Regions from separate parts of the Homo sapiens genome. Here region 2 is linked to region 1. A link is an interaction called in ENCODE POLR2A ChIA-PET data of the cell type or tissue named here. Cell type or tissue: MCF 10A. All regions are shown on one strand. Each heading gives the region's core, and the rest is flanking DNA. Links, peaks and the distances in the headings are about the cores only. Region 1 overlaps ADK (adenosine kinase). Region 2 overlaps CAMK2G (calcium/calmodulin dependent protein kinase II gamma).

Region 1 (12,970 bases), core at 4,462-12,461:
CTCAGGTGATCCACCCGCCTCGGCCTCCCAAAGTGCTGGGATTACAGGCGTGAGCCACTGCGCCCGGCCTCTCCCCGAATTTCTTTCACAGGGATTGACTGCTAATAAACATCATATACCCAAAACTACTTCAGTGTCCATTTTCAGAGAATCCAGCTTGCAACAGGCAGGCGTATCGGCTTCATGTTGTCCTAAACCTTACGTAAAGTTCTATGCAATTTTTTTTGTGAATTTGCATTTTTCTTAGGAGGTCTGTGGCTTCCATTATCTTCTTTAAGATAGACTTGAAAATTAAAGGTTTTTCTCATCAAGGACTTAAGAAGGAAAGGCTTAAACATTTTTTTTTTGACTCAAGATCAAACTAAATACACTTGGCCATTGAACAATATGGGGGTTAGTAGTGCTGACCCTTTGCACAGTTGAAAATTGACATACGACTTTTTACTCTCCCAAAACTTAACTATTAATAATCTACTGTGTACCAGAAGTCCTACCAGTAACATAGTCTATAAACACATATTTTGTATATGTATTAAACACTGTATTCTTACAATAAAGCTAGAGAAAACAAAGTGTTATTAAGAAAATCATGGCCGGGCGTGGTAGCTCACACCTGTAATCCCAGCACTTTGGGAGGCCGAGGTGGGTGGATCACCTGAGGTCAGGAGTTTGAGGCCAGCCTGGCCAACATGGTAAAACCCTGTCTCTACTAAAAATACAAAAATTAGCTCGTGGTGGTGGCAGGCGCCTGTAATTCCAGCTACTCAGGAGGCTGAGGCGGGAGAATCGCTTGAACCTGGGAGGCAGAGGTTGCAGTGAGCCTGAAATTGCGCCATTGCAGCTCCAGCCTGGGCGACAAGAGCAAGACTCTGTCTTAAAAAAAAAGTCATAAGAGAAAACCTGTTTATTATTCATTGAGTGGAAGTGGATCATCATAAAGATCTTTATCCTTGTCATCTTCATATTGAGTAGGCTAAGGAGGAGGAGGGGTTGCTTTTTAAGAGGGGGCAGAGGTGATTAGTAGGAGAAAAATTTTAATGTGTGTATATATATATATATACACACACACATTATATATATATAATTTTTTGTAGAGACAGGGTCTTACTTTGTTGCCCAGGCTGGTCTTGAACTCCTGGGCTCAAGTGATCAGCCTGCCTCCTAAAGTGCTGGGATTACCAGCATGAGACACCGTACCTGACTGGAGGAACTACGTTTTTGATATGGTACTCAGAGAACTGAGTGCAGTACAGAAGCTTATACACCCCCTTTTTTTTATAGGGAAGTGGGGAAATGGAGAATGTAGACAGTTCTTTTGAGGGCCAGTAAATCATTTAGGTGGGAGGCAGACATTGTGGGAAGGTGAGAGGTGAAGCTGCAGGTTGTCTTACCATGCAGATGAAGGCCCCCTGGGTAATCTGTTGGAGCTGCCCTGGGAAGAATAGATGAAGTCTTTCTGGGCAGTAATGATCATGACTTCCAGCTTCTTCTCATGTAGTCGACCTTTCCTGATCATTTGATGAGATCCCTAGGAAGGGAGTTTAAGACAATTGCATTTCTTTTGGAAAGAAGCTTTTTTGGGCTGATAAGGAAATACCAGAGAGAGCCCCTCTCTGCGCTGGGGTGGGGGACACGACAAGTTAGAGGGATCTTGATTGTGAGGCAGCTTCTAAGGCCTTTAAGCATGTCTAAGTGCCAGTCTTTGGGGGTGTGGTTTGAGAGACCAAAATAGATGCCCCTTTATTAACTAGGACAGATCTTAAGGTTAAGGAAACAAAGTTACCTATCGGTAGAAAGTTCAGGGCCCTGCTGGTGTGGCAAATTTCTAAATTCCTATGGCTACAAGAAAAATCACTCTTATTAAACTCTCTAACAATAGGAGCTTTCAGACAAATTATCACAATTCTGATTTACAGCCCAGACTACTACAACTCTGGACAGAATTCCCAACTTAGAAACATTCTTTTCTTTTCTTTTTTTTCTTCTTTGAGACAGAGTCTCACTCTGTCACCCAGGCTGGAGTGCAGTGGCACAATCTTGGCTTACTACAACCTCCACCTCCCATGTTCAAGAAATTCTCCAGCCTCAGCCTCCAGTGCGGACCACTATGCCTGGGTAATTTTTGTATTTTTAGTGGAGATGGGGTTTCGCTATGTTGGCCAGGCTGTTCTTTAACTCCTGACCTCAGGTGATCTGCCTGCCTCAGCCTTCCAAAGTACTGGGATTACAGGCATGAACCACTGTACCCAGCCCTTAGAAACATTCTTTTCTGATAAGCTTTATAGACCTTGAGTTTCAACCAGCTTTAGAGGCTGGGCACAAATTGTCTTTGCATCGTATAGTTTTTATCTTTTGATGTAAAGAGCCAAATTCCACCTTATTTTAATGCTAAAGCCCCACCCCAAAGTGAGCATAGGATGTATATTACACATATGTTTACCCATTGCACGTGCGCTCAGCTCTTCTCGTAAATATGAATAGCTTTCCCCTAAATCTGCTGAATATATATGATTCTGTTGTGTAATATGGGCCCTGTGAGGCATAAAACCCAACCTATCCTTCCCCTGTTTGAAGACAGAGCACCTTTGGTTTGCACTGGAGACTTTTTCTTCGCTGGTTGCAAACCCATATTCCCAGTAAAGCTCTCCTTTCTACTACGTAGCTTCTGGTTATCTTTTGGATGACAGGGGTATTGCTTTCTGGGCCCCAACACTGGGAAGCAGCACTTAACCATTGTAAGCAAGGAGAAGGGTGTATTAATTTTCTGTTTTTCAGATAACAAATTGACACAAATTTAGCAGCTTTAAAACAATACCCTTTTATTATCTTATAGTTCTATAGGCCAGAAATCTGATACAGTGTGTCTCACTCAGCTGGTTCTCAGCTCCAGGTTTTACAAGGCAGAAATCAAGATGCTGGGAGGATAGTGTATGTTCCTTTCTGGAGGCTCTAGGGGTGAATGTTTCCAAGCTCTTTCTGGTTGTTAGCTGAATTCAGTTACTTGCAGTTGTAGGACTGAGGTTCCCATTTACTTGCTGGCTTTTTGGGAAGTGGTGTTTACCTGTTTAATCTCAGTGGTGTTTACCTGTTTAATCTCAGTGGTATGTGTAGTTATATGGGATTGTGTGTTTTAAATTGATCTCTTTTGTACCTTTCCTTTCTATTCCTTTGATTTTTGTTCTTTTTCATCTCCTTTTACTTTCTTTGGGTTTATCTATTGTTCCTTTTCAAATATCTTTTTTTTTTTGAGACGGAGTCTCAGTCTGTTGCACAGACTGCAGTACAGTGGAACGATCTCAGCTCACTGCAAACTCCACTTCCCCAGTTCAAGCGATTCTCCTGCCTCAGCCTCCGGAGTAGCTGGGATTACAGGCGCCTGCCACCACACCCAGCTAATTTTCCTGTTTTTAGTTAGAGACAGGGTTTCACCATTTGGCCAGGCTGATCTCGAACTCTTGACCTCGGGTGATCCGCCCTCCTCAGCCTCCCAAAATGCTGGGATTACAGGCATGAGCCACTACACCCAGCCTTTAAATATCTTAATAAGAATACTTAGCTCATTCATTTACAGCCTTTTTTCATTTCTAAGATGAGCACTTAAGTCTATACATTTTTCTCAGAATACCTTTTTTGTGTGACCTGGACTGTGTGAGATAGTTTTTTACTTTTTCATTTTGAAGTGTTTTAAATTTCTTTTGTTTTGTTTTGTTTTGTTTTGTTTTTTTGAGATGGAGTTCTCACTCTGTCGCCCAGGCTGGAGTGCAGTGGTGTGATCTCGGCTCACTGCAAGCTCCCCCTCCCGGGTTCACGCCATTCTCCTGCCTCAGCCTCCCAAGTAGCTGGGACTACAGGCACCCGCCACCATGCCTGGGTAATATTTTTTTGTATTTTTAGTAGTGACGGGGTTTCACCATGTTAGCCCGGATGGTCTCGATCTCCTGACCTCGTGATCCACCTGCCTCGGCCTCCCAAAGTGCTGGGATTACAGGTGTGAGCCACCGCGCCCAGCTAAATTTCTTTTATGGTTTCTTTTTGACCTGTTGATTGTTTGGGAATTGTTTAGAAATACGGGTTTTTAAAAAGCTATTTTTTCTTTGATTGTACATTGTGGTCAGAGAATAAGTTCCATGTGATATCTATGCTTAGAAATTTTTTAGATTTATATTTTGCCAGTACATGACTACTTTTGTAATGTTTTATGTATATTTGATAAAAATATAGATTATCTAATTATTGGATGCAGAAATTCATATATTCCATATATCATTATATGATCCATACATATTCAAGCTTGTTAATTATTATTTCCTGAATATAATCTTTGTTTATTTATATGCTTGACTGGTCAGTAATAGAAAAATGTTGTGTCAAAATCTACTGGGAGGGGTGGCGACGTAGCTCACCCCTGTAATCCCAGCACTTTGGGAGGCTGAGGTGGGTGGTCTGCTTGAGCTCAGGAGTTTGAGACCAGCCTGGGCAATATGGCAAAACCCCATCTCTACTAAAAATACAAAAATTAGCCAGGCTTAGTGGCAGGCACCTGTAAACCCAGCTACTCGGGAGGCTGAGACAGGAGAACTGCGTGATCCTGAGAGGTGGAAGTTGCAGTGAGCTGAGATTGCACCACTGCACTCCAGTCTGGGTGACAGAGTGAGACCCCATCTCAAAAAAAAAAATTAAAAAAAAAAAAAAAAAAAACAACCCTAAAACAAATCTACTGTGATGTTAGGTTTGTCCATTTTTTTCCAGATTTTTTTGGCTTGATATATTTTGAGACTATTTTATTAGATGCACATACTTTTAAAATTACTTTGTCTTACTGGTAATGTGAACTTAAATAATTTTGTTATGATCCTTTCTTTCCTAGTTGATCATCTTTTAGTTTAAAGTTTATCTGATAACAATTACATGTAGTTAAACTTCTTTCTTTTGGTCAACATTTGACCAATATGTCCTTTTTCCTTCTTTCACTTTTTTTATTTTTATTTTTAGAGTTGGGGTCTGGATATATTGCCCAGGCAGAAGTACAGTGACTGTTTATAGGCATGATGATAGCACACTACATCCTCTAACTTGTGGCCTCAAGCGATCTTCCCGTCTTAGCCTCCTGAGTAGCTGGGACTACAGATGTTAGCCATCACACTCAGCTTCTTTCACATTTATACATTAGGAGTCCTTTTGCTTTTTATATGTCTTTTATAATAGCCATTAGTTGGATTCTTTAATCTTATAATCTTTATTTTTTAACATAATGATTTTTGATTTTTGTTCATCCCTCTTGTTCTTGGCTTCATAAAAAAAATTGAGGCCAGCTGGGCGCGGTGGCTCACGCCTGTAATCCCAGCACTTTGGGAGGCTGAGGCAGGTGGATCACGAGATCAGGAATTCAAGACCAGCATGGCCAAGATGGTGAAACCTCATCTCTCCTAAAAATACAAAAATTAGCCGGGCGTAGTGGTGGGCGCCTGTAATCCCAGCTACTCGGGAGGCTGAGGCAGGGAGATTTGCTTGAATCTGGGAGGCGGAGGTTGCAGTGATCCGAGATTGCGCCACTGCATTCCAGCATGGGTGACAGAGCGAGACTCCATCTTAAAAAAATAAACAAAAAATAAAAATTGAGGCCAGGTGCAGTGGCTCACGCCTGTAATCCCAGCACTTTGGGAGGCTGAGGTGGGTGGATCATGGTCAGGAGTTTGAGACCAGTCTGGCCAATATAGTGAAACCCCGTCTCTACTAAAAATACAAAAATTAGCTGGGCATGGTGGCTCATGCCTGTAGTCCCAGCTACTTGGGAGGCTAAGGCCAGAGAATCACTTGAACCCGGAGGTTGCAGTGAGCCGAGATCGTACCACTGCACTCCAGCTTGGGTGACAGAGTGAGACTTCATCTCAAAAAAAAAAAAAAAAATTGAGTGCCTTTTACCCAGAGCCTCACCAACAGAATTGCCAAACTTTTGATTTTTTCTTTTTTTGCCAGTTTGATCACTAAATAGTGATGTTTCATCTTACCTCGAATTTTTTTTTTTCATGAGTGAAGTTGAGCATCTTGTTTAAAAACATTTGTGGCCAAGTGAAGTGCTCAGGTCTGTAATCCCAGCAAGTTGGGAGGCTGAGGCAGAGGATTGCTTGAAACCAGGAATTTGAGATCAGCCCAGGCAATGTAGGGAGACCCCGTCTCTAAAAAAGAAAAATTAAACTGGTGTGGTATTATGTACTTGTAGTCCCAGCTATTCAGAAGGCTCAGGGAGGAGGATCACTTGAGCCCAGGAGTTTAAGGCTGCAATGAGTTATTATTGCACCACTGCACCCAACCTGGGTGACAGAGTTAGACTAGATCTCTTAAAACAAACAAAAAGTTTACTTTTCTCTTTTCTGTAAAATGTCTGTTCATATCGTCTCTACCACACTTATTTTTTTGGTGGGATTGTGTCTTTTTAGTGATATCTGTGTTTTTTTGTTTTTTGTTTTTTGTTTTGGAGCCAGGGTCTTGCTCACTGCAACCTCCACCTTCCTCAAGCGATTCTCCTGCCTCAGCCTCCCAAGTAGCTGGGACTACAGGCATGTGCCACCATGCCCGGCTAATTTTTTGTATTTTTAGTAGAGATGGGGTTTCACTGTGTTAGCCAGGATGGTATGGATCTCCTGACCTTGTGATCTACCCGCCTTGGCCTCCCAAAGTGCTGGGATTACAGGTGTGAGCCACCGCGCCCGGCCTTAAACAAGTTTAAACACACACACACACACACACACACACACACACGTTTTTTAGAGTTGGGGCTTGCCTTGTAGCCCAGGCTGGTGTCTAACTTCTGGCCTCAAGTATTTCTCCCACCTTGGCCTTCCAGATAGTTTGGATTATGGGTGTTTACCCCTATGCCCAGCTCTAAATAAGTTTTAATGCCAACCATCACTTCTATTTGTAGAGATTCCTAATGCCACCCAGTGTAATGCTTTTGGGGCTATGGCAGTGTAAATTTGGTTTTCTCACTGCTGTTTATAATTCAGCTTTCTTGGGTCTATTGAGTTGATCACTGCACCTCACTCTGCTTTCCACTGTCCAAAATTTTGTCACCATTATTTTTTTGTTTTTCTTGTCTTTCAGAGTTTTAGTGAGGTTTCAGGAGGAATCAGAAGTTCATGCATGTATTAAGTCCTTTGGTTTTACTGAAAGTTTGACACATATTTTGAATTGTAGTTATTTTGTCTTTCCTAATTTAGATGCAAAATTAAGTTGTCTAGTGAGATACTCAGTTAATCAAGTTGAGATATTAAGGGTTACAAAAAGGTTTACCACACTGGTTTATATACAGGTTAAGTATCCATAATTTGAAAATTTGAAATTCATAATGCTCCAAAATCTGAAACATTTTGTGAGCCGACAAGAGACTCAAAAGAAATTTTGAATAAGGTATACTCAACTTGGATAATATTCATTTGAAGCATGTAAAGGAAATAATGGCTGTTATGTGTTATACACAAATGTGAAGATAGTGTTGATTTGATGCTTTACTTTTGATAATGTTGATCTGATGCCCTGGTTTTGATCACTTAACAGATACCCATGTGCTTTATGGGAAGTTGAGTTCTTCTTATGCTCATGGGCTGAGCCCGAATTAATCCAAATCAGTAATGGTAATTTTATGCCCTCTCCCATTGATTTGATAGTGAGTGGCCTTGAGAGCCAGTTCATTGGGGGAAGTTCCCCACTTTTTTGGTAAAGAAACATAAGCAAGGGGAAGGCAGTCTCTCTTATGATCCTAGACATTAAATTGTTACTTGCAACTAGTGTAGCTACTTTGAAACCGTTAGGGGACAAAAAGTCATCACACTAAAGATGACACAGGAAAAACAAGGAAAGAACTTAGGTCCATGATCTTGATGAGGCATCATAAATTACCTATCCCTGGAGCTGCTGTAGCTCTGGACTTTTTGTTATATGAGATAATAATTCCTCAGATTGACTTAGAATACCAATCAAAATAACTATTATTTTAGCTAGCTAAGAAAAAAAATCTGAGTAAATACCATAAGGTTCAGATTACATAAATATGAAGATCAAAACTGCAAGTTTTCTGAGAAGTTAGTTATTATTGTTTTTTACTAATATGAGCTGCATTGGAAATTTATTTTCTTTTTAAAAAATTATTGCTGTCTTTGTCCATAACTTTTATGGACCTGACATTTTAGTTGTTTGGAAAAATTGGTAATTTTAATCTTTTGTTTTGGTATGATTCAGGTTGACCTGACATTTTAATACATCTGGCTCCTAGGACTGATTAAAGAGACATTTTATTTGTTGAAATATGCACATTTTCTTCATGAAATTGGTTTTCTTTTTTATGTGTGACTTTTCTTGCAAAAGCTTACAAGGCACATGCTTTTGATAGCAGTGTTACATTTTTAATTAATATTTTAGATGTAAAAGGTGACAGTTTAAAAGATTGTTTTATTAGTGGGTTATCCTTAAAAGCAAGTGGCATTTGGTTTTATTTTACAATAGAGTTTAATCTTACATGTTTTTTGTTAAAGTAATGTTACCAAAAAATCTCTTATTGAACTATTTGTGGTGAACTTTTTAAGGATGTTTAAGATTTCACATGCAGTTTAACTGATCACAGATGAAGTTGTAAATTAATACCTCATGAGCGTATTTGACTGCAGGGCATTGTTGTGAATCAAAACCGCTTTGTTCCTGTAAACTGTGAAAGGGGTTTAAGCATATGGATTAAAATTGCATGGTGATACCGAAGTACTTATGAAAAGACACTGTAGTTGGATCATTTAAAATGTACTAAAATATTACGAATAGCCATAAAATATAATAATTCCCTGAAGCTTTTAAGAGTGGTAAGATTTAGTTTTATTTCTTTGTTGGATTTAACTACTTTAATAAGAAATTGTTTTGTTGCTTTTGGAACTATGCATAGTAATGAGAATAACCATGATGATGAGAACACTGGAAGCTTCCCAGAAAACATGTATTTCTTCAGAAATGTTCTTGGTTGTGACAAATATATATATGAAGCTTTTCCTTGTTCCCATCTGAGTCATTCCCTTACCAGAACCTTTAGAATGAAAGGTTTAATGATATCTTCTAGTATAAGATTATGAAATGAGCATTGTTTAGTGTAAAATCATATTTTTCTTTTGCTGTTAATTTTGTCTTATAGTATATGAAAATCACCTGGTGTAGAATGTATTTTTCCTGCCATAAGAAACTGTCAAGAATCTATTGAAAAAATACCATGAGAGTAGTTGTTCTGGATGACAATGGTAGGTTCTGATTTACTGACGTAGAAGCAAGCTTCAGTTAGCCACTTTAGTCATAGGTAAACACTAGATTAGCCTAAGGAAAAATTGTTGGGAAGCTTTTGGAGTTCTCATCTGTGTCACTGTTTTAGATCTCTTCAAGTTCTTTGAAAATTTTGGTACCTCCCTGTTTAACAAATATTCTGTTTTCTGCTATCTAATTAGTTCTCATGTAGATGACGTTTCTAATACTAATTACCACACTTTCTTGGACTCCTCTTTTATAACGACCTTTATCTCCATTCCATTTGATCAACTGTTTTTTAGGACTATGTTCTGAACCTACTTCCTACCCAGGACTGCTTTAAAAAAAGTAATCTATGTTAGCTTCCTGTTTGGCTTCTTCCTAGTTTGACTTTACTCTCTATATACAGCCTGAGTGGCATGCTCGGTTATTTCAGCTACATCTTACCATTACTCAGTTCTCTCTCCCTTTTGACCTTGCTGGTTTCTAAATCTGGGTCAATTTGTGTGCCTTGCTTCTTGACTTGATATTACAATTAACTTATTTTGTCATACTAGATGTTTTCAGCCATCTTTGATCCCCAGGTTGCTCACCAACTCTTATTATCCTTTGAAATGACTCTCAAATCTTACCCCTCTTTTTGACTTTTATGTTTGTTGCCCTCATCTTCATCTTTTTTTTTTTTTTAATGAGACGGAGTTTCGCTCTTGTTTTCTTTCTTTCTTTTTTTTTTTTTTTTGAGACAGAGTCTCGCTCTTGCCCAGGCTGGAGTGCAGTGGCGCCATCTCTGCTCACTGCAAGATCCGCCTCCTGAGTTCACGCCATTCTCCTGCCTCAGCCTCCTGAGTAGCTGGGACTACAGGTGCCCGCCACCACGCCTGGCTAATTTTTTGTATTTTTAGTAGAGATGGGGTTTCACCGTGTTAGCCTGGATAGTCTTGATCTCCTGACCTTGTGATCCGCCTGCCTAGGCCTCCCAAAGTGCTGGGATTACAGGCATGAGCCACTGCGCCCAGCTCGCTCTTGTTTTCTTGTTGCCCAGGCTGGAGTGCAATGGTTTGATCTTGGCTCACTGCAACCTCCGCCTCCTGCGTTCAAGAGATTCTCCTGCTTCAGCCTTCTGAGTAGTTGGCATTACAGGCGTGTGCCACCATGCCCGGCTAATTTTTTGTATTTTTAGTAGAGACAGGGTTTCTCCATGTTGGCCAGGCTGGTCTCGAACTCCCGAACTCAGGTGATCCGCCAGTCTTGGCCTCCCAAAGTGCTAGGATTACAGGCATGAGCCACCACGCCTGGCAAATTCTATTTTTTTTTTTTTTTTTTGAGACGGAATTTTGCTCTTGCTGCCTAGGCTGTGCAATGGCACGATCTCGGCTCACCGTGGCCTCTCCCTCCCAGGTTCAAGTGAGTCTCCTGCCTCAGCCTCCCAAGTAGCTGGGATTACAGACGTGTGTCACCATGCCCGGCTAATTTTGTATTTTTAGTAGAGACGGGGTTTCTCCACGTTGGTCAGGCTGGCCTGGAACTCCCAACCTCAGATGATCTGTCTGCTTCGGCCTCGCCAAGTGCTGGGATTACAGGCGTGAGCCACTGCTCCCAGCCCTTCATCTCTTACATTAGGTGCCATAGCACTCACCTCTGTGGCTCTGTTTCTTCTATCCCAACAGCACATGAGGGATTGGGTCCCCTTCCATCTCTCCAACTCCCTACTCCTACTACCACATAAATTAACAGAAACTCCCTTTAGTAGTAATTCTCAAATGAGGTGCCAAATCTTGGTCTGTATGGAATGTGTATTTGGTTTTAAAAAAATTCTAAAAGTGATTCTCTTCTGAGGTCCTAAAGGGTCTTTTGCAGGACTTCCTCAAATTCGTCTTTTACAATGCTATAGGAGTCATCTTTGTCAAACATAGATTTACTCATTTTACAACTGTGTAACAACTTATTTTTTGCCAAGTATTGGGATAGCTACTGGAGTTAGTAAAGTGAATATTAGGGTGCTTACTTTTGAGAAAAATGCTAATAATATAGTATAGCCATCATTTACTGGAACTTTTTTAAGTGCTAGGCACTTCATGTATTTATCCTTATAATAGTCCTTCAGTGTAGATATTATTAGCCACTGTACAGATGAGCAGCCATTCTCAGAATTCTGAGGACTCACATAGTAATTCATTAGGCAAGTGATAAGCTTTATGATAAATACTTGAAAGGGACCTCTAAGAGCATAGAGGAGGGATATCTAGTTTAGAGTTGGAAGATTAACAGAATAGGCTTCACAGAGAAGATGATGTATTAAGCTGAGTATTTAAAGACAAGTAGGAACTTAGACAAAATGATAGATTGGAAAATGAGTGTGTGGCATGGTTATATTTGTGAATAGTCTTTGTACAGAGATATAAGAGAAGCATTTTATGAGAACACCTGGTGCTCACTTAGGCAACACATATACTAAAGTTGGAGAACAGCTCAATATGACTGAAGCATAGTATGTGAGATGGGGAATTTAGAGTGGTTTAGATATAAAGACATTAAACTAGGTTGTATTTTATATATTTATACATCTATATCTATATATCTATATCTATATGCATCTGTGGTCCCAGCTACTAAGGAGGCTGAGGTGGGAGGATCGCCTGAGCCTGGGAGATCAAGGCTCCACTGAGCCGAGATTGCACCATTGCACTCCAGCCTGGGTGACAGAGTGAGACCCTGTCTCAAACAAAACAAAACAAAACAAAAACCCAGTTAGACTGCTGGAATAGTCCAAATAAGAAATCAGGAGGCCTTGAAACGTGTCAGTGGGATTAAAGAGGAGAGAGGTGGAATTGAAGGTTATCTGGTAGGTGCAATCAACAGACTTAGTGGTTTAAAAAGTGAGTGAGAGGTTATAGTCAGGTTGGGACTATGTATTAATCCTTTATTTTTTTAATTTACTGTACTGTACTATGTATTATTGTTAATATCCTTTATTTCAGATTGACATATACCCTTAAATATTCTTAAGATCATATCCTTAAGGTCTTAATAGTCTCTGAATAAATATTGGTATAAGCTGCTTCCTAAATGATTTCCCATTTATTTACTGGTGTTTTTATATATCTATTTAGAGACTGAATCTCACTATGTTGCCCAGGCTAGAGTGCAGGAGCATGATCATAGCTTACTGTAACCTCACACTCTTGGGTTCAAGTGATTCTCCTGCCTCAGCTTCCCAAGCAGCTAGGACTACAAGTGTGTGCCACCACACCTGGCTCATTTTTTAATTTTTGCAGAAACAGACTCTTGCTATGTTGCTCAGACTGGTCTCAAACTCCTGGCCTAAAGCGATCCTTCAGTCCCTGCCTCCCAAAGCAGTGGGACTGCAGGTGCGAGTCACCATGGCTGGCTTGAGGAGTGTTTTTTAAAACATCCTGGCCAACTGTGAGCATTGAGACATCAATTTATCAAGGCTTTACTGAGTGCTCAAGGGCCCAGGCACATTCTAAGTCCTGGAAGAGGGAGCACAGTGGAAGTTCTAGGACTTAGCTATCTAGTTAAATATCTTCAGTTTAAACAGATTTACTCATTTTACAACTGTGTAACAATTTATTTTTTGGCAGTTTCTGAACTTCCAGTTTTCACGTTCTCTAGTATTGACAACAAGCTGATAATCTTGCTAGACACAACAGACTCTTGAGGAAGGAATTATTCATTG
Region 2 (17,115 bases), core at 4,102-12,101, 430 kb before region 1:
GTGGCCCAGGACGCCGAGGAAACCCAGCGGTGCCCGGGATGGCAACAGCCCATTCCTGATCCACTCACCTCGGCATAATCAAAGTACACAGCTGGGAAAACATACCTGAGAAGTTCCTGGAGACAAGCATGGTCGTGAGGATGGCACCCTGGGGAAAGAGGAAGGTCCTGTGAATTCACTGAGACCCTAGAAAAGGGCAGGCTGGTCTCAGGCAAAGGCAGGTCCTGGCTAGAGCCTGAAGACATCAGGCCTCTGGGCCCCCTCCCCTGTGACATGTACAACCTTCAGAGCCCAGCTCCAGCCAGGAGGGGAGCTTCCTTCTGAAATGGGGCAGGAGCCACACTGGTGCAAGGCATGATGTCAAGGAGGCTGGCAGCCTAGAAACGACACTCACCTTCAGTTTTCTCCGGGCATTGAACTTGCGCAAACACTCCACAGTCTCCTGACGATGCATCATGGATGCCACCGTGGATCGTTGCTAGAAACCAAACAGACAGGCTATGAGCCCCAGCCCAGATCCTCTGCGCCTCCCACAGTCCTGGCACCGATACCATGCCCAGGACAGGGTCATGCACTCAGCCACCCCAGAGTTGCTCTGAAGATGAAATGAGGTCACAGATGTGAAAACGCTTTTAGAATAAAAGCACTACCCGAAACTCAAGGTTACATAAGGACAACATGAACGTGAGAACACCATAACGGATGCTAGACGGGCTGCTGAGAGACCGTCCTATTCTTCCTTGGGAAACAGAGGCTACCGAACAGGAGAGTACCCTGGGGGCTGTGATCCTCATTCAGTCACTCCTTAGGCAGCTGTTTACTGAGCACCTACTGCGTTCCAGATGCTCAGCAGCGAGAGAACGGCAGGGTTCCTGCTCTCTACAGAGGACATTCCTTCCTTCCAAGAGCCCCTCTCCACACACCCCCAGCAAGGTCCTGAATGAAGCCATGATCCCAGAAGCTAAGGATCGTCACCTTGAAGCATCAATTCTTTTCATCATTCTGGATGTAATTTTTTTTTTTTTTTGCAATGGAGTCTCGCTTTGTCAGTCAGGCTGGAGTGCAGTGGTGCAATCTCGGCTCACCGTAGCCTCCGCCTCTCAGGTTCTCCTGTCTTGGCCTCCCGAGTAGCTGGGACTACAGGCACATCCCACCACACCCAGCTAATTTTTGTATTTTTAGTAGAGACAGGGTTGGCCATGTTGGCCAGGCTGGTGGTCTCGAACTCCTGACCTCAAGTGATCTGCTCACTTCGGCCTCCCAGAGTCCTGGGATAACAGGTGTGAGCCACTGTGCCCCGCCTTTTTTGGATGGAAATTTGTCTTCAATGTATTTACTGCTAACTTCCTGGCCTCCTTAAACAGAGTCCATGGGACACAGTCTACACTTCCTCAATGACTCAGCTGTCAATACCAGCATCATTATGTAATTTCAGAATATAGTGATGTCCTCAGGGGCTCGAGACACACGGGACTGCAGAGGGTAGGGCCTGCAAAAATGACCCCAGAACAGAATATTTCCCCCATTCTTGGGTGCCTGTTTCAGGTTGCTTGCCCTCTCCCCTTGCTGTTGCTGTCTTCACCAGCCTGTCAGAAAAACAAATCCTGGCACCTGCAGCCAGGTGCCCACCAACACTACGGGGCCTCCTCGCATCCTTTCCCTCACCCTTGGCCCACTCTTTCCAGGTCCGGAGGCAACTCTCCCCACCTTCTCTACCTTCCCCAAGTCTCTCATTTTACCTCCTCCTCGGTGTAAATTTCTCCAAAAGCAAAATGAGAGGTCATCAGCAAGAACCCCTTTCAGCTCAGACTTCCACTCACAAGCCGATCTTCACCTGCCTCCACACTAATAGAAGTCTCAGGGGGATCATGGTCATCCCCGGGATGGACCCCCTGCCCTTGGCTCAGGAGCCCCCTCTCTTTTTCTGCTGTCCAAACCTTTGCTTCCTCAATTAGCAAGGATCTTCAACTCTTTCCTCTGGACTAGATTCTTCTCTATAGATTATAGTTAAGCCTCTCCTTAAACAAAAAAATTTTTTTTTTTTTTTGAAACAGCATCTCACTCTGTTGCCCAGGCTGGAGTGCAGTAGCACAATAATGGCTTACTGCAACCTCCACCTCTCTAGGCTCAGGTGATCCTCTCATCTCAGCCTCCCAAGTAGCTAAGGCACGTTACCACAACCAGCTAATTTTTAAAGTTTTTTTTTTTGTAGAGATGGGGTTTTGCCATGTTGCCCAGGCTGGTCTCAAACTTCCGGGCTCAAGTGATCTACCTACCCTGGTCTCCCAAAGTGCTGGGACTACAGGTGTGAGCCACCGCTCCTGACCAATATAATCTTTAAAAAGAAATTTTTTCTTCTTTAGAGGCAGAGTCTCCCTCTGTCACCCAGGCTGGAATGCAGTGTCATTATCTTGGCTCACTGCAACCTCCACCTCCTGGGTTCTAGTGATTCTCATGCCTCAGCCTCCCAAGTAGCTGGGATTATAGGTGTGTACCAACATACCCAGCTAATTTTTTGTATTTTTAGTAGAGATGGAGTTTCACTATGTTGGCCAGGCTGGTCTTGAACTCGTGGCCTCAAGTGATCGCCTGCCTTGGTCTCCCAAAGTGCTGGGATTACAGGTGTGAGCCTTACATTAAAAGCTCCCCTGGCCCATCTTAATCTAAGTATCACCATTTATTTCCCACCTCAATGCCTAGCTCCCCATGCCCCTCCTCACCCTCACTCCCTCTTCGTCTCACTGAAAACAGGGTTTCATCTTTCTCTCCACTGTCTCAGTGAAATGATGAAACAATGGCATCTAATGGTCAGAGCCAGGGGATTCTTCCCCAACTTAATCAGGGACTCTTCTGCATCTGATTCCTGACGCTCCCTTACTGAGACCCCCTGTTTCTTAGCTTCTGGGTCTTCTGGAAGGTCTCACTCTCAGTGCTCTTTGCTGGGCCCCCTAACTCTCCCTATCATTAAATGCTGGTGTGTAGTGGCCGTCTCTTCTCTACTACAGCCAATAGAAGCTCACCGTAAGAACTCAACCAGCATAGGAACAGGCCCATCTACAGCATAGGAAGAGGCTATTTCTACAGCCTCACTACCAACTACACAGAAATGACTACAATGTGGATTTCCAATTTTTAGCTTCTTTTCTAATCTCTAGGACCATATTTCTAACCACCCACTGAATGTGTCTGGCTGGAGGTTGCCAGACTCAGCAGGCACAAAATGAAAACCATCATCTTGGCCGGGCGCAGTGGCTCATGCCTGTAATCTCAGCACTTTGGGAAGCCGAGGCGGGTGGATCATGAGATCAGGAGATCGAAACCATCCTGACTAACACGGTGAAACCCCATCTCTACTAAAAATACAAAAAATTAGCCGGGCGTGGTGGCGGGCACCTGTAGTCCCAGCTACTCGGGAGGCTGAGGCAGGAGAATGGCATGAACCCGGGAGGCAGAGCTTGCAGTGAGACCGCGCCACTGCACTCCAGCCTGGGCGACAGAGCGAGACTCCATCTCAAAAAAAAAAAAAAAAAGAGAAAACCATCGTCTTGTCTCACAAACAAGCTCCTCCTCTGGTTTTCTTCTGGGTCAGTGAGGGTACAACTCTCCGCTCAACTTGAAACCTGGCCTCTCTCTTCTTTGCTCCCCCCAAATCCAACTGGAGAGAATTAAATCCTTTAGGTTCTCTCAAATATCTCTTGAATTTCAACACACTGCACATTCCCCCATCCTTACCCTCTGCTGAGACCTCACCTGGTCTTGCTTAGACTATTCCAACTATTAAAAAAGCTTCCTGAGCTCTCTGTCTCCAGCCCTTTTCTTTTAAAAATTTTCAATTCCCTTCTTTTTTTTTTTTTTTTTTTAAAGAGGTGGGGTCTGACCATCTTTCCCAGGCTGGAGTACAATGACTATTCACAGGTGCAATCATAGCTCGCTGCAGCCTCAAACTCCTGGGCTTATGATCCTCCTGCCTCAGCATCCCCAGCAGCTGAGACTACAGGCACATGCCACCATGCCTGGCAATTCATTTCCTCACAACTTCCAAAGTGTTCTTAAATGCAAATTTCATTCTTCTTTAAAACCCTTAAATGATTCCCTATGTTTTCAGAATAAAATCCAAACTCCTGAGGCAGAAACTTGTATGTCAGGGAATCTTTTGCCCCATTCTCTTGCATTCTGATATTTGCAGCCTCATCGACAACCAAACAACTCAACATTCCTTCAACTCACCATAGTTTCCCATAACCTCTCACTGTGCTAAACTCTGTCTGCAGGTTAACGTTCTGAGGACCTCGTTATTTGCCAAGAACAAGCACAGGGGTGTCACCTCCTCCGTGCAGCCTTCAGTAACCCCACCACCCACCAGGAACAGTAGGAGCTCCTGTACTCTCATTAGATTCTTGTACCTACTTGTCACATTGTAACATGACTGCCTGTTTGAGTGCCTGTCTCCCTAGATGATCTTTTGGGGCAGGGACCATGCCTCATTCATCTTTGTATCTCCAGCACCCAGACGGTAACCAGCACCAAAGAGGTATTTAATAAACACAGAATGGACAGATAAATAATGCCTCGTGGTTGTCAAGATGCCTAACTCTACCAAATCCTCTTCTTTGTCTGAAAGTTGATATTTCAGCTTGAAAGAATTGTGTATAAAAACAGAGTACGTCAACCCACACTGATAGCCTAGAGGACTCTCCTAGGACTTTAGCGCAGAAGCTTTATGCCTCAGCTTTTATGCTTTTAATGACTCAGAAACCCCTTCTGTTGATTTGTTGGATCTTGGTCACCACTCCAGTGGAGTTGAGATCTGAGTATGAACCCCAGCTTGGGAATTCACTTTGGGTTTTGCCAGCTGCTTTCTATCACCGGCTACCTGGAGTCCACAAGGGTCAACCTGAGCCCTCATCCAAGAACAGAACCAATCCCAGCCTGACAGCCATGAGTGGGGGAGAGAGGAGCAGTGGCCCACCAGCCCCATCAGCCTCCCGAGTCTCCCTGGTGACATTTATTGACCCTGGCCCTCAACAGTCCTCTGCCCGCCTGCTCAGTTATTGCTTGGGGCCCAGAATGAATCTCTGCTGGTAAGAAGGAGGGGGTGGTGCCGAGGGCACACAGAAGGCTGACACCCCTGAGCTCCTTGGCCACTAGCAAAGACACTTACACAGACCCACGGGTGCTTGAGAGCCTGGTCAGCCGTGATGCGCTTTGCTGGGTTTATGGTCAGCATCTGGTTGATCAAGTTCTTGGCTTCAGGAGTTACCGTGTCCCATTCTGGTGATGGGAACTAAGGAGCAGGAATAGGGAGAAGAATGTGGTATTGGTGAGCTTCATACCCTGCAACACTGGTTCTGTCTTCAACTCAACTCCTGTAATTGGGATACTCTGTGGTACCTAAAGCTGTGACTGGCAGAGTTGGAGAAGCCCTGCGGCTATTCCAGAACCTGTGTCAACTTAAAGACTTGGAAAGACAGACAGAACAGTCATGTTTAGAATGCCAGAACATCAGATTAGAGCGGGAAGGGGACTCCAACATTCTCTGGTTTAAGCCCAGCTCTATACTTAGGAGGGAACAGAGGCTCAGCAATGTGTCCAAGGTGCCACTGCAGTGGAGGGAGTCTCCAGGCCTTTTGTCCCTGTGTTACACAGCACACCAATGAGGCCGCTCCATTCTTTGCAAGTAAAGATCAAAGGACTTCAGTGGACTCCTCAATTTTAGTTATGAAGAAGGCTGTGCAAAAGAAAGTTGCTCCCTGGGACATAGAGTGGCAAGAATTGGGCCCTGGATGCCCATTCCTGGGTCCTCAAAGTCCCCTGACACCCCCGTATCACGTGACACACTAAACAAGCCTGCTCCCTTGGACAGAGCCCGAGGAGCAAGGACATCTGCCCTTCCTGGCCTGGCTGCCCGGCTCTCTGGTCCTTACATCATAGGCTCCAGCCTTGATCTGCTGATACAGCTTGTGCTGATCCTCATCCCAGAAGGGAGGATAGCCCACCAGGAGGATATACAGGATGACCCCTACGAGACAGAACACACAGGTCATGGGGGTCAGTCGCCTACTTCCCTGAGGAACCAAGAAAAACCATGCAGGGCTCAGAGCCACCTAGAAAGGCAGGGGCCATACCAGAGTCAGAAGTGGATGCCAGCCGATAATGCTATGCTACCAGCCCCTCCTGCTATGCCTCACACTTCACGTCACCAAGTCACACCAGGGATTTCTTTAGGCACAACCCATCCTCTAAGGCGTGGGCAAATCCCTCTCCAAGAAGGATACAATGTCATCCCAGAAGTACGCAGGGAGGAGGGTGTGATGGGAACAGCCATCCCAGGGGCAAACACCATAATTTCACATACACCAGGCACGTGTGTGACCTGCAAGGAATAGCGATGCCTCTTTCTTGCCATCATCGGAAGTTGAGGGCCCTTAACAGCGAAAAGCTGAGAGCGTGGAATGGGCTTACCGCAGGCCCAGATATCCACAGGTTTTCCATAGGGATCTTTCCTCAAGACCTCAGGGGACAAGTAACCTGGGGTGCCAGCAAAACCTGTAGCAAAAGAGAGGGCAGAGGCATACTGAACCCACTTTCTCTCTCGTTAAATCCACACCAGCCATTTCCCCCAAGTCCCATCTTATTCCTGCTGCTTTTGCTACATAAACTCTCAGCACATGGGCAGCAAGAGCTGACAGGCTGGGCTTCTTGTAGCGCCTGGAATCTGAACCAGACGGCAAAGCCGTATGCCTACCAGGAACTCCAGCTCCTTCCCACAGGCAGCAAGAAAGCAGTGCTGACAACAGCTAGACTTACTGTACTGAGTCGCGTACGGCCAAGAGAGATCTCGGAGGCCAGGACCATTAAGGGTCTGGCTTCTAGTTCTAATAGAGGAAGGCAGATCAGGAAGAGGAGGAAGGGCGGGGGCTGCATTCCGGGAAGACAGGATCACCCTTACCAAACCAAGCCTGCTGCTCTCCCTGTACTTCGATGGCTAGGCCAAAATCAGCCAGCTTGACGGCGGCACCCTTGCATTTACTCGCCAGCAGCAGGTTCTCAGGCTGCAGAAGAAACACAGAGAACCTTGTGAGCACCCACCCTGCAGCCCAGAGGAAGCCTAGTTTGGGCCTACGCAGTACCACTATCTGGCACCAGGTGGCGCCAACACTTCATGAGCAGAGGCACGGAGGGGAGCCTGGGTAGTACCTTCAGGTCCCTGTGGACGATGTCATGCTGGTGGATGTGGTTAACACTCTCCAGAATCTGATGTATACAGTGGCTAAAAAAGCAGAAGGAAAAGAAATGTTAGCGCAGGGTTAAACCACCTCATCCACATCCACAACCACATGCTGCAGACTAAGGCATGTGACAAGGGGCCACGGATTCACAGAGAATCACTTAACGGCCACTGGAACCTTAGACTCTGCACATCATCTTGTTCAACCTATTTAAAGAAAGAGGAAACCGAGGCCCAGGCAGATGCAATGGTTTTTCTAGGATCACCGCTAGAACGGGTTCCTCTCACCCCCTTTTGACTGGAAAGGTCTAACACAACCAACTCATTTCCAAGAGATCAGGAGACAGCCCAGAATCCTGAGGAAGAAGAGAGCATCCAATCCCTTCCTTCTTTCTCTTTCTCCATACAGTAACTTTGTTCTTGGAGAAGAAGCTTGTGCTGGCAACTTAGGAAGGAGAGTCCAACTAAACAACCTAAGCTACTTTGGCGGTGGGTGCACTCATTCATTTCCCTAAATGTTTATTGAGTGCCTAGGATAATGAAGATGGACAAGACCCAATAGCTGCCCTGAGGTCTGGCATCCAGTAAGGCAGCTAAAACAAGTACAAAGATACCTTTAAGAAACAATGTACTTAAGAGCTTCCAAACAGGGCATTTAAGGAGCACTTCTGATGATTTTGCGTAGAGAAAAAAACCCAAAGTTATTTTATTATTTTATTTTTGAGACAGGGTCTCACTCTGTTGCCTGGGTTAGAGTGCAATGTCGTGAACACAGCTCACCGCAGCCTTGACCTCCTGGGCTCAAGCAATCCTCCCACTTCAGCCTCCCCAGTAGCTGGGACCACAAGCATGAGCCACCGTGCCCAGCTAATTTTTGTATTTTTTTGTGGAGACAAGGTCTCACCATGTTGCCCAGGCTGGTCTTGAACTCCTGAGCTCAAGTGATCCACCCACCTTGGCCTCTCAGTGTTGGGATTACAGGCGTGAGCCACTGCGCCCAGCCACAGTCACACACGTAAATCAGACTGTCCACATAGCAAACCATCCTGCCATCCCTGTCATCAAACTCCTGACAGGGAGCGGGGGCAGTCTAGAGCAGTGGTTTTCAACTGGGAATGAATTTGCCGCCCGCCCCCCCCCACCGCAGGGGACATTTGGCAATGCCTAGAGAAATTTCTGGTTGTCACAACTGGAGGAGGGGTGCTCCCAGCATTTGGTGGGCAGAGGCCAAGGATGCTTCTAAATGTCTGCCACAATGCACAGGAGAGGCCTCACAACAAGGAAGTACCTGGCCTAAAACGTTAGTAGCACCAAGGCTGAGGAACTTGGCCTAGAATATAGACCCCCGTCATCAGGCACTATCTGGTATATTAAGCACATCTGCAGAGCATCCCAGTGTATGGGGCTGGGTGGCCTGGACTTACTATTCCTAAAATCTGATGCTGGGGATGCCACAAGAACCAAGGGGTCGTACTGGGTCCCTGGGGGCTGAAACTCGGGCCTCCCCATAGGACACAGCCCAAGAGTGGGCCACAGAAACTTTAAGACTGAGCTATAGAGGCGAGTCTCCACAGAGATGTATAATTAGAACAGAGCCGGGCTAGCAGGGAGCGCCTTCTGGCCAAAAATGGCAAAAGTGCGAAGTGTCCCAGCAGAGCCAGGCCAAGCCCACTGGTACAGTCACCCCCCCTCAGGGCCCCCTCCCTATAGCTCTCCCTCCTCCCCGCAGGCTCCCTGAGCCATCACTGCCTCCTCCGTCCCAGAGCCTCGTCCTCCCCTGCTGGCACTGGAATTCATCTCCCCACTTGAGAATTCTTCCCGAGGCTGAAGCATCTGAAGTTGATCAGCAAACATTGGCCTCTCAAGGTTGAGAAATTCGTGAGGAAGCTGCACTCCCCCACTCTCCAGAAGCAGCCAGAGCTGCCACATAAGCCAGATAAGCTGCAGGCAGGATGATCAAAACCAGGTTGTAGGGACATCACCCTCGAGAAAAGCAAGGCTGGGGGAAGAGCCAAGGCGGGAAAGGCAGGCTGAACAGGCGCCTGAGAGCGTGGGTGAGGGAGGCACCAGGGATTCCAGGGAGGGCAGAGGCTGAGGCATGTGGCCGGGGAACGGTCCTCAAGTTGGAGGAGCCCCACGGCAAGGCTGGTCATGGTGGTCTAGGGACAAGGTGACAGAGGCTGAAAGCTCCCGGGGCTCTATGGTTGGATTATCAGCCCAGAACTCTCCACTCCCTCAGGACAGAAACCATGTCTTCTGCACCTCTGGATCATGCCAGAGCCTCAGCACAGTGGCTTGAGCACACCAGAATTTGTCAAAGGAAAGAAAAGGGCAGAGGGGGACATTGGGCATGGTGGCGAGTACATGGTAGTGCAAAAAAAAAGTATTTCTGGGGTCACAGGGTAAAGGAGACTTGGAAAAGCTTTGTAAAACATTCATTTGGAAGTGATTTTTTTTGTGGGGGGGGGGAGGGGGACATAGTCTCGCTCTGTTACGCAGGCTGGAGTGCAGTGGCATGATCTTGGCTCACTGCAACCTTCGCTTACAGGTTTAAGTGATTCTCCTGCCTCAGCCGCCTAAGTAGCTGGGATTACAGGCACACACCACCACACCCGGCTAATTTTTTTGTATTTTTAGTAGAGACAGGGTTTCACTATGTTGGCCAGGCTGGGCTCCAACTTCTGACCTCAGGTGATCCAACTGCCTCAGCCTCCCAAAGTGCTGGGATTACAGGCATGAGCCACTGCGCCTGGTTAGGAAGTGCTGAATTTTTAACTTCTAATATCACCCACAGTATGCAAGCCCTAGCCCAGCTCAACAGAATCTTTCTCCAGACAAGAGCTATTCTGATCTTCCCCAAAGACTATTCAAACAGGTACAATGCTGGACCCCGAAGGTGGCCAAGACTTCCTTCAGTCCTAAACTCCAGAGCTACATTTGAACTCTCGGGCCCTCATCCTACCTGGCATCTGCTTCACTGTAGTACTCTCTGGCCACAATGTCTTCAAACAGCTCCCCGCCGGTAACACTGCAACCAACGGGAAGAAGAGGGTCAGAGGCAGAAAGGGTCCTTTGTCCAACCCCAATGTCCAAGAAGAAACAGGGTCACCCTGTAGAATGGCTTTCAGAGAAATCCCAACTCCCCATGCATTTCATCTGAGAGCTCAGAACACACTCGATCCTTCAGTGACACCCGGATTCTCCTTGAGGTATCATGGGCCGTCCCTTCCTTCCGGACATTTCTTTTTCCAAAATGCACAGATTCACTAATAGTCAGGCAGAGATGAAGATACAGGGATCTAAGAGAAAACAGTCAACCTACCCCAAAAGTCACAGCTTTGAGACCAACATAAACACTAAAATATCGCTGCCCAGGAAGGACAGAGCTACTACTGAAGTTGAAGAGTAATGAGACCAATGACACAGAGACCCAACCCTGAGAATCCTGGAGAGGAGTGTCCAGGAGGTAAGAGCCACTTTTAAGACATTAAACCACAACCAACGTGGAGGAGAGACCCAATCCAATGGAGCCTGGTTTCCGACTAATGAAAGCTACCTCTGATTTCTCAGGATTTTTAAGGTCATGCAAAGAGCTGTCTTTTATTTCTTCACTAAGGACAGCACACTGAGAAACAAGACAAAGGCATCTGTGCAAGGCGTGCTGCTGAACAGAAGTGCGAGAGGAATGCTGTCCTGGGGTTCAGAGCCCTGGGGGGACGCTGGGGGAACATGGAGACCCCCTTGGTGGGGGCAGCAATCTGCCCCAGTCAAATCCTTTCCCTCGGACAAAGGAGGGGGCCCTGGGCGGAGGCTGGAGAGCCTGTTTAGGCCTCTTCCTGAGCCTTCATTTTGAGTCAGCTAGAGGGAAAGGCCCCCACACCCTCAGAAAGTGGCACTTACAGGTCAAACACGAGGTAGTGAAACCCTTCTTCAGAAATACTGTCATGGAGGCGCACTGCAAGAGAGGAGATGGGGACAGAGATTAACAGAGAGAAAACTTGGAAATCCTAGGCTTCTCCTCAGCAGCCCCACCCCTGCCCCATCCTGTCGGGCTCACAGGGCTCTCCAGAAGGAGCAGTGGGGGGAAGTGGCGACGTGCCCAGTGCCCCCCAGTGCAAGGCTATGCAGCCTGGGAGCCAGAGCCTGGCGCTCTGGTTGCCACCTCAGACTCAGGCAAGAGAGAAAAGCTTCATGGCTAAGAAGTCAAGATGGAGAAAAGCCGGAACCTTCCCAGAGGGCTGGTCTCCGAGAAGGTGGTCCTGGGATATGATGCACGATGGTGAGATGCAGCGTGAGCAGCACCTAGCAATGTTGACGGCAGGGGACAACAATGACCAGATGGGAAAGCCAGAGAGCTCTTCCAGAGCAGTAAATGGGAGCAGAACTAAGGGGTGGGGAAGAAGGTGGAAAGGCAGAGCTCAGCAGGAAGGCACGTGGTGCAGGATAATGGATGGTGAGCCTGGAAGGCCACGCACACATTCAGGCAATGACAACAATAACAGCTTATTAAGTGCTTACTATGCCAGGCCTTGTGCTAGGCTCTTGCATACATTACTGATTCTGCAAGCATTTATCAAGCACCTACTATGTGCTGGACCCCACGCTAGGCAGCGGGATTCAGGAGGAACAGACAGAGTGCCTGCCTTTGAGGAGTTTATTATTCCTTTCGACCACCTGAGATGAATGTTATTCCCATTCTACAGATGAGGGCACCAGAGGCTCAGGGACACAAAGTCTCTTAACAAAGGCCAAAGAGCTTCTAAGTGGTGGGTCAAGATGTGAATCCAGTGCTACCTGACTCCAAAGACTGTGGTCTACACCACTGCTTCCCTTAAGAAATGTGGGGCAGCCCCCATATTCAGGCAACAAAGCCCTGGCATCCAAAAGAAAGACCACTTACAAATGTCCCTAAAGCAGCATCGCAGACAGGTCCGGGAGGGTGCCACTGGAAGAAGACTCGGGCGATGCACCAGCTGCGAGAAAAAGCTGGCAGGCGGAATCCCTCCCTGCTCCCCGCCTCCAAAGCTCTTGGGTAAAAAACCAACCTGAAGTCTTCTGAGGTCTCCTCTTCAAGTTTCTGCCCACAAAGCCACCTCTGGGTTAAATGCCAACCCCTGAGCATCATTCTAATGCAGAAACGACTCCGCTTTGGCTGACTGTCCTGTCCCTCCCCTCACGTGAACTCTCTTGATGGGGAACTTCTGTTCCAAAGGCCTCCCTCGGTTTGACCTTTGCTCCAAGCCTTGGCAGTTACAGGTGCACCTCATGGAGCACTTCAGGAATGGCCTGACACCAAACTAACCAGTTCAGTGCTAGGAGACAAAGAAATGGCCATGTCTCTTCCTGGGTGGGCCCTGGCTGCTTCCATTTCCAGTGTCACACGTTTCCTCAGGGCTGAGGTGCTTCCCTATGTCCCCTCCCCACGAAGCAAGATCATTCAGAAAGCAAAGTATACAACCCAGCCGGCACAGTCCCGAGGCACTGAACCACCACTATAGCCCCCTTGTTCTCCTCCCTTGATGACTGAGGACTCCGAAGCCTGCCAGGGCCGGAGCCAGGGCCTCAAGACTGTTTCCGCATCCCATTACCTACACTATTTGATCTAATCTAGTGACTCAACCCCAAAAATCCCATCCCAATCTCAGTATTTCTGGGAACGGGATCAAAGGCAGGTGATACTTCCAATATCCCTCCCATTATTGGATATAATGTATATATCCAATATACATTCTCTCCTGGGCAAAGAAGATGCTTCCCTAGGCCTGCAGATGACAGAGGGGGCTTTTAGGACAGGAGGAAGGAGCCAGCGCCAGGCCCCTGCCTTCCTCCCATAAAAATTAGCCTGGGCACACTCCATATACACTCAATCAAGTCCTCTCGAAGTCCTGCCATTGCCTCCGCCCCACTCACTTGCGCACCTCTGGTCTAAGTCGGTGCCTCACGCTGAGTCTTGCTGCAGCTGCTGCTCCCTCGCTTCCAAAAGGACTTTCCATTTAATTAAAAATTTGCTATTAAAAAGCATTAAAGTGTGTAATACAAATAATCCCCTGGAAATCAGCTGTCCCAGAAGCTACAGACCAGCTCCATTAGGGAGGTGACTAACAGCAGCAGCATGGGGAATTAACGGGACAGCAGCAGGTATGATGCTGACAACCATCTCAGAGAAGTGGAGCCACTCAGCTCTGCCTGGGCCTGGCACTGAGCCCTGCCTCAGCCAGAACCCCACCCCATGCCCAACACCACCCCATGCCCCACACCACCCTGCCCCCGCCCAGCACAGCAAGGCCAAGAACAGGGCAAGAAGTGCAGGCACCCAGGCCTCTGCCTAGACATGGAGTCATTGGCGTCTGCCCTTCTCCAGGAAGGCCACACACAGAGCCCAGGTGGGAGGAAGCCGGGGAAGGGAATTAGAAGAAAGGAGCAGCAAAGGAAGACTAATCCTTCTAGGCCACCCAGCAGAGAGAACAGCTTTGATGTGTGCCCCAGAGCAAGGCACCTGCCAAGACAAGGAGGGATGGAGGAAGCTGTATCTGAATAAGACTGCTATCGACATTTTTTTAATTTGTAAAGAAATTAACAGGACACTGAAGACAAGAGGAGAAATGACTGTGCCATTCTAAGTGCCTATTTAGCAACAGCAGATTCATTATTTCTTTTTTTTTTTAAGAGACAGGGTCTCACTATGTTGCCCAGGCTGGGCTGGAGATCCTGGTCTTGAGCCATCTCCTGTCTCAGCCTCCTGAGAGGCTGGGACCACAGCTGTGAGCCACCGCACCCCATCAGATTCTGATAATAACAATCTAAATCTAACAACTAACACTTAGTTGAGCTGTCCGTGTGCCGGCATCGTTCCATGGGCTCCACGTGCATTACTGTATTGAACCCTCACACCAGCTCTGCAGGGTAGCTACTTACATATAAATAACCCCATCTGACAGGAGAGGAAACTGAGGCTCCATAAGAAACCTGCCCAAAATCACACTAAGTGGCAGAACCGGGACTTGAAGCCAAGACAAACCAACATCAAGATTCCTGATATTGCAGAGTTGCTTGGGAGTCACCTTCTCAAATTCTTAGGCAAAGGAGCTCCAATCTGTCCCCACTACCTGTGGCCATTCTGACTGGCTCGACAATGTCCACTGGGCAGCTACCCCGGAGCAGGCGAGGCTGTACATGCCATGGATGTGGCTGTGAAGAAGAGGAGCCGGCCCTGCCACCTGGAGCTGCCAGGCGAAGAGGGAAGACAGGCTTTAAACCAGCAATTACACAAATGCGTTAACTAAGCACAACTGTGTCATGCTGTGAGGCAGGAGCAGAGGGACTATGGATGCGTGGAATAAAATAATCTGACACCCAGCCCATTCCAGAGTAAAGACAGGGCATGAAGGCCAACAAGGGCCAGGCCATGTCCATAGACAGGAAGATCTGGGGAAAGGAGTATAAAGCATTTACTGCATTTCAGCAACAAACCTAATTGCTGTTCTTTAAAAACCGTGGAAGACAGAACAGGCCAAAACACCTACAAACCTTTACTTGATATTTCATGTCTTCAAGGACTGAGATAGCCACAACCCAAATGTTGTGGCTATTTCCAATTCTTTAAAAACCACCCAACAATATGCCACATTTTAACTAACAAATCTTTCTCCAAAAAGCACTGAAAAAGTGTTGCTGTTAAAAATATCTGCAGCAATAACACAGTGGGAAGGAGGTCCTGTTGCCATGGGGGCTTGTGGGGGACTGAGCTGCCCCCCAAGAGCTTACTGTGGCAGGGCTCCCCCCACCCCCACCATGGGGGCAGGGATGTAGGAACTGCTCAGTCATGATTCAATGTTTCTTTTTATTTGCAACCGTTTCTTTGCTACACTTACTGTTAGCTGAATGGGTACTGGGCTCAAGGGTAAATGGTCAGGCTTGAATAACTTGTGAACTGAGTCGAGGCTGGGGGTCTTGAAGAGATCACTTCTAGGGGCTGGAATCTCCATTTTCATCATCTCCCTCCTAGCCCCCTTTCCTGGCTGAACCCTTTCATAACAACTCCACGAAGGGACCCAGATAACAAAACAGAGGCAGGCATAGAGGAGTTAAATAACTTGCCAGAGGTCACAGTTACTAATTAGCAAATCCCAGATTCAAACCCCAAATCTGGATGCGACTCCGAAGCCGCAAAACTTGGCTTCTCCAAGTATTGACAGGCATGCGGACCAGTAGCATGAGCATCAGCTGGAGACTCAGGTCCTACCCCAGACCCCCTGAATCAGAATCTGAATTTTAACATGATCCCTGCGTGAGTCATAAGCACATAAAAGTTTGAGAAGTGCTGCTCTAAACCACAATGCTAGACTATGATCGAAACTGCTGGGGCAGCTCAGCACGAAGGAAGACAGAGTCTATTCATTAGAGGACTTGAGAGCAGGGAGCAGGCAGATCACAGGTAGAACGGACTTCATTCAGACCTCAGACCTCACACCAGCGTCTCCTCCTCTCAACTCCCCACCACTGGCCACACTCCCAGCGCTGTTTGGAGTTCGGCAGTGTGCCTTACACCCAAACAGGCATTTTGTTGTTTGTTTGTTTGTTTTTAATTAATAAACTTTATTTTCAGAGCAGTTTTAGGTTCACACCAAAATTGAGCGGAAAGTACAGGGTGTTCCCAAATACCCGAGAACATTCCCAAATACCCCACGTCCCCCACATGCACAGTCTCCTCCACCATCAACATCTCCCACTAGAGTGGTGGATTTGTTACCGTCTATGAACCCACATTGACTCATCATCATTACCCAAAGTCCAGAGTTTATATCAGGGTTCACTCTTCCAACAGGCTTTTAACTCCTGGGACAGAATATCTAGCTATTAAGGGGAAACTGGGCATGACTGGCCCCTAGCACCAAATGCTCCATCTGAATTCAGTGCCTCCGAGTCTGACCACAGGCAGGGCTGACCACATGCTCTTTGCTCTAGCTTCCTCGACTGTGCACTGTTCTTGGGCTGGCCCGTTTGTTTCCCTTTGGGATGGAGTTCAAGAGGCCAGAGCCAAAAGGGTCACAGTTCTGAAGGACAGCGCAGTGGAGAGAGAAGAGGAATAGTGAATTAGGGGCACAAAATTGCCTCCTCTCCTGCCACAAGCCAGGTCCAGATCCATGGCAACCACAGCCGCCTGGACCTGCAGCTCCGCCACATCTCCAACAGCCCTGGTTCCCACCGGATGCTGGAGCTCCCAGGACACAGTCTTGACTCCCCCTTCCCTCTGCCCACCCTCAACCCCAGAATCGGTCCTCGGACCAACCTCCTTAGGACCTGGGAGCAGTCATGAAATGGAAGCACAGTTCTAGGAAATCAGAGGCCAAAAGAGTGACTGTGCCCCACCTGGCCTCTGAGCAGACGGCCAGGATATATGGTCCCTCCGCCTGCCTCCATTCTGAGCCGAGGGCAGATGGTAAAAGTAAAGGGCTACCAAACAGAGTGAAGTCTATGGGGTAAAAAAGTATGTATTTAATTCTAGAAATAAATAAAAAGACACCTAGGGCTTTTTTCACCTAGAATTCTATTTTTGTCCTTCCTGCTCATTTCTCAATTGTCTTCATTATACCCTGACCCGTCCGTGGCCAACCCATCCGTGGTCAACCCGCCCATGGTCAACCCGCCCGCATCGCGGGTGATGTGGACATGGTTCTGCTTCCTGCATCACTGACCCCTAGCTGCTGTTCTCCTGCCTACATGAGGACAAATTATCACTGCTGTACCAGTTGGTCACAAGGAGCATAAAGGAAAGGAAGTTACCCTCCTCAGATATTGAGACCCGGGTCTGGAACATCAAAATGCTTCTGTGCTTATGGGTGGCTTTAGTCACGCACATGTTTTTTCTTCCTGTTCTGGAACTTCTA

The links. Peaks named below come from ENCODE experiments on the same cell type or tissue, not always from the same donor. Only the 100,000 strongest peaks of a DNase experiment are listed, where the experiment ranks them.
Region 2: POLR2A ChIA-PET joins it to region 1 with 5 read pairs; 1 of 35 experiments calls an interaction of 5 or more read pairs at or near these places.

What each region holds. Positions count from the first base shown.
Region 1 is chr10:74,273,689-74,286,658 of GRCh38, forward strand. The region is part of intron 3 of ADK (adenosine kinase); the gene reads left to right. Among named protein-coding and RNA genes, the nearest start is that of ADK, 130 kb to the left of the region's middle. In MCF 10A, for the core only: no CTCF peak of the experiment used is centred there; DNase peaks (open chromatin) are centred at 8,683, 9,003 and 9,313.
Region 2 is chr10:73,842,064-73,859,178 of GRCh38, forward strand. It overlaps CAMK2G (calcium/calmodulin dependent protein kinase II gamma), which reads right to left. Exons shown (of 23, transcript NM_001367534.1): 4 at 11,129-11,183; 5 at 10,191-10,256; 6 at 7,198-7,270; 7 at 6,950-7,052; 8 at 6,463-6,546; 9 at 5,925-6,019; 10 at 5,162-5,284; 11 at 395-478; 12 at 106-148. Among named protein-coding and RNA genes, the nearest start is that of CAMK2G, 24 kb to the right of the region's middle. RefSeq lists enhancers at 15,997-16,497, 16,498-16,998. In MCF 10A, for the core only: a CTCF peak has its summit at 7,156 (motif pointing right); a DNase peak (open chromatin) is centred at 7,168.